Regions from separate parts of the Homo sapiens genome. Here region 2 is linked to region 1. Evidence: chromatin loops called from intact Hi-C (ENCODE). Cell type or tissue: Caco-2. All regions are shown on one strand.

What was found. Peaks named below come from ENCODE experiments on the same cell type or tissue, not always from the same donor. Only the 100,000 strongest peaks of a DNase experiment are listed, where the experiment ranks them.
Region 2: a loop joins it to region 1, with 5 times the contacts of the local background. A loop is called at or near these places in 1 of 110 quality-filtered maps.

The regions. Positions count from the first base shown.
Region 1 is chr10:62,092,982-62,095,481 of GRCh38, forward strand. It overlaps ARID5B (AT-rich interaction domain 5B), which reads left to right. Exons shown (of 10, transcript NM_032199.3): 10 at 1-2,500. The coding sequence ends at 49. Among named protein-coding and RNA genes, the nearest start is that of LINC02621, 160 kb to the right of the region's middle. In Caco-2, no CTCF peak of the experiment used is centred here; a DNase peak (open chromatin) is centred at 1,250.
Region 2 is chr10:61,849,078-61,851,577 of GRCh38, forward strand. All of the region lies in intron 2 of LINC02625 (long intergenic non-protein coding RNA 2625), which reads right to left. Among named protein-coding and RNA genes, the nearest start is that of LINC02625, 18 kb to the right of the region's middle. In Caco-2, no CTCF peak of the experiment used is centred here; DNase peaks (open chromatin) are centred at 1,264 and 1,524.

The DNA.
Region 1 (2,500 bases):
CTTTCCATCTTCCCAGCTGTCATCCGTGCACCCCAGTACAAAACTGTAGGCTCAGCTCTGCCCAGCAGTCCAAAGCGGCATGGCCAACAGAGCTTCACTCCTTACCCAGGAGTGCTGGCTTATAGAGTTAGAAGTCAGTATTTCTTCTAATCTGAGGCTATGATCAGTCCCAGCTGTAGGGGCCCAGAGGGGAGGTGAACATGCCTGATTTTTGTGGGACAACTCTAGCCCACAAACTGACTGGCTGGTGAGTCTTGACTCCCTTCCAACACAGATGCCCAGGCACCTCCAGATCATTCACTTCGCACGTGGGCCTTGTGAAGGGATTTGTGAATATCCAGGAAGAACTTAGAGGACCCCATCTGAGTTCGGATGGTCAGGAAACAATCTGGGCAAAAAAGAGGCAGGCATTTCAAAGGAAGGGGCAAGGAAGACTGGCAAACAGATGGCAAGGGATGCCCCTCTTTTTCATAAAACTCTCCAAGGTTCAATCAATGCAATGTATAGTGAAACTTCAATAGATCTTTCATTTTGACACTATTAAACAATCCAGAGAAGTAAACACTGTTAAATTGACTGTATATATTTGCTTCTTAAAACTACCTGTATCACTGTTTGCTCACCTAATTTATATACAGGTAGTTCCATTTTCTCCCAGTTCCTTCTCGTCTTTTTTTTTTTTTTTTTTTTTTTTTTTATTAAATGGTATTGCTTTTGTTTGCAGGTCTTTTTGTTTTTGTTTTGTTTTTGAGGCTGACTGACTGTCCTAGTTGTTGTGTGTTTGTAATTTTTCCACATCTTATTTTGAGCAGCTTTGGGTGGTAAAGTTATTGTTTACAAATTGAAGCAACTGATTCTAGTGGAACAAATGAAAAAGAAACAGTCAAGCACACAATAGTGCAAAGAACGTTCCTTTGTAGATCCGCAACTTAAGGATTTTGTTCCTCATAAATGGCATAGTTGAAAGAGCTTATACACTGCTTACCCAGCCAAATGCTTTGCTTTGAAGTATTGGGTTCTGTGAAAATATTGAGCATTGTACTTACCTTATCTAGGCTGTGAAACTGTCCTACATACCAGAGAATCATAAAAACAAAAACCTCACTGGCAGCAAGCTGCCGAATAACAACAGAGTCTAGAGGACATATTTGTGGGCTGCACAGATATTTTAGGAATTTCAGAAATTAGAACAGGAGCCAAAATGATTTACATTGGCGTTGGCACTGATTCCTTTAAATGGTCTGGGAAAGGGGGTTGGGAAGAGGATGGAGCTCAACTGGCCAGAAGAGGAGCAGCTGCAGTCCTGATAGCTTCTCTAGCCTCGGTCTTTTGAGTGATAAGTAGTCATGTTGTTTTCATCCAGTTGGTTTCTTGTCATTCCCAAGAAGAATCTCCCAGGCCACATCTTTGGGGATAACTGACATACTGGATTAGCCTTTTCAAAAGAAAAGTCATCCTATTTGGTTTTATGGGGTGTGAGTTTTGTGTGTACACACACAGAAACATGTAAGGTGGTTTGGGTCATGTTTTTAACCACCTGGCAATACAGTCCACTTTCTGGTTTCTTTTATTGTGGGAAGTAAATGGTCAAGCTGCTCAGGCAGTGAAAAGATGTGGAGAATGTCCGTTGTCATTCTTGCCACTGTATTCCATTTGCTACCGAGATATAACATTAAGGTGGACACATTTTCTAACTGTATTAATTAAAAGTCAATGGATACAGAGAGTGGATTTTCTCCCCAAGTCCCATCCCTGCTGAAGACCGCTTGGATGAACTCCCCAACCCACTGTGCCCCTCCCGCAACACTACCAGTAGACTTTAGAACCATAGTTAACTAAGTCTTTTACCTCTGAGATACTTAATTCTGGGAAAATTGGTGACAATTTTCAACTTCTAAATAGGTAACTCGACTGCAAAATAATCAAAACTGATAACAATGAAACTGCGGCTCTTAAACAAAGCCATGCATGCCGTGCATTTGTATTGAAATGTCTCCATGATATGAAGCCAAATATTCAATGTAACATACTTAATATCCAAAGGTGGAAACAAAAGAATGTAGAGATCCAGTGTTAAGAGTTCCATTTGCTTCAATTAATTATTTACCTTCCTGTGGAATAATATATATATATATATTTAATAGAACCATAGATAGACTAGTAGAATTTAGATTATAAATGTGTGAGTGCAGATTATCCTGCTATTGCACAAGCTAGAGGGGGGAAAAATCTCAATTCCAGCTGGCAAGATGCTAGCCAGGACACATATAAGAAAGTTGCACTAGATTGAATGGTCACAGAATCGGAGGACATGGAAGAAAAAGGAAACTTCGGTGGTTCTGCAGCAGACATGGGCTAGGTCATATGTGGTTTCTATGAGTTCGTGTCTCAAAAAAAAAAGGAGGGGGGGCATCTGTCCCCGGTGGAGCTCACCTATTTGGAATATGGGGCATTTGTTTTTTCCACTGCAATGATTTCAGTCTGGTTTCATCATGTTGGA
Region 2 (2,500 bases), 240 kb before region 1:
CATGATAGGTAGACAGCAAGGCAGACAAACAGGCTTAAAAATAACTCAGAAAAGATGCATGGCAAAATGTTCAAAGTGGGTAGCTTTGGTAGCTGAGATGGGAACATCATTTTTAAATTTAATGTTTAATTCCATATAATTAATAAAAAGTGATGGCCATATGAGGAGTTTTTTGGTTTTTTGTTTGTTTGTTTGTTTGTTTGTTTGTTTGTTTTTTAAGACGGAGTCTCACTCTGTCCCCCAGGCTGGAGTGCAGTGGCGTGATCTCAGCTCACTGCAAGTTCCGCCTCCCAGGTTCACGCCACTCTCCTGCCTCAGCCTCCTGAGTAGCTGGGACTACAGGCGCCCGCCACCACGCCCGGCTAATTTTTTGTATTTTTAGTAGAGACGGGGTTTCACCGTGTTAGCCAGGATGGTCTCGATCTCCTGACCTCATGATCCACCCGTCTCAGCCTCCCAAAGTGCTGGGATTACAGGCATGAGCCACCGCGCTCAGCCCAATATGAGAAGTTTTAACTCTTTTTCTGTTTTCAATATAATATCCACCCCTAAAAACAGAAGAAAAAGAAAGCCCACAATATCAGCACTGGTTGAGACATTTATCAAAGAGCTTGATATGGATCAATCAAATCCCTTCTTCCTAAACCCATCACAGGTACATATGGGAGAGCATTTGTGCTCAAGAGTAATTGCTACTCACTTCCACCTTGGTATTTGCTCCATTATTTCTTAGCTTCTTGGCCCTCAAAGCCTCTATGATCACAGTAAGATTTTCCACAAGCCCCTTTTTCGCTTGGGCTGAGGTGCCTTTCTGTTTAGGTCTCTGGGAAACTGTTCCCCCAAAAAATGTTGTCTTTGACAACTAAGGAAGTTTCAGAGGATTGGATGCTGAGTGCTGCTGCTAACCTGTAAATCTGTACCCCATTCCTGGCTTCCTGGGCTTCTCCCCAAGGCACACAGTCACTGATCTCCACGGGCAAATCAAATGAAATCTTTACCAAGGCTTTGAGAAAATTGTTAAAAAGAATATAAAATGTAATCAGAAGCACGAGAAAAGCTAGTGACTGGCATTAAGTGCTCTCCATTAGGTACGTAATGGCCTGTCCTGGCTTCCCCTCCAAGTCCCATACATTTATTGCTGGACAATGTGCATGTGTGGCCTATCATTCTCCTTGAGCATTTACAGAGCCTTGATCATCACACATGAGCTTAGCCTGGTCCCACACACCAGGGATCAGGGTCTTACCCCCAGGATAGGGACCTAAATGCTATATTGCAGGGTGAGCCAGAGCAGCATTCCTGAATGTTGACACTCCTAACAATATTTGATCTCTTCCTTCTTGCCATTCCAAGGGCAATAACTTCTCAGATATTTCCCCTTTGACTTAGGATCAGTAGCATTATCTCCTTGCTGTGCACTTCTCTTTGAGTCCCAATCCCCCATCTATTTACAAAAGACCAGATAAGATCAGCAACTTGCCCAATGCTGTTCCAATTCCTTTCACAAGACCCCAGCCCTTTTCATCACCTTTTTCTCAACTTGCCTCCAGCCCTTGTGGAAGAGGTGATGAAGCCATTCCCTTGAATGGTTGGAGCACCTGCTATAGACAGTTCCAGGTGCTGTCTCTGTCCAAGCTCCTAACTTTTCATCTCATAGAACATTGGGGCATTTTGGATCTAGAAGGAAACTGTAGATTACAAGCTGGTTCAGCCTCTTATTAAACACCTGAAGAAGTAATTAGGTGTCCATGACTTGCAAAATATCATACTGTAGCGAGGGTTATTAACCCACTAAAATGTGGTTTTCTAGATGTGGTCTAAGCACGTATTTCACTCCACCATGTAAATTCAACTCCATCTCTAGTCTTTCCTTTTGTTTAAACGTTTTTATATTTCTTTCACCCATTTGGTTCATTTTCAGTTCTTTTGACCCTCAGTACACCTCCACATTGTCTCTTACAACTAAAGCAAATTTCCAGACCCACTTTTTTTTTTTTTTTTTTTTAAGACAGAGTATCACTCTGTTGCCCAGGCTGGAGTGGACTGGTGTGATCTCGGCTCACTGCAACCTCCGCCCCCTGGGTTCAAGCAATGTTTATCCCCAGCCTCCCAAGTAGCTGGGATTACAGGCATGCACCACCATACCCAGCTAAAGTTTGTATGTTTAGTAGAGACAGGATTTCACCATGTTGGCCAGGCTGGCCTTCTGGGATTACAGGCATGAGCCACAGCACCTGGCCTGGCTCACTTTCAATATGTCCTTTCTACCAATAAGCATTGTCAAAATTCATTCCCCTCCCTACCGGCAAAACCCTTTGTGAGCCTCCCTTTCCTTTTATGATGATATAGCTGAGGGTGATACCTGAGGAACAGAAAAAAGTTATGACTTCTTGGAATGCTTTTCCTTTTGCATATCTGGAAAATAGCAAATTCCTACATATGCTTCAATTCCCTACTCAATTAATCTCCTCTTAGTTTTCCCTGCCATGCCCTTTGCTCT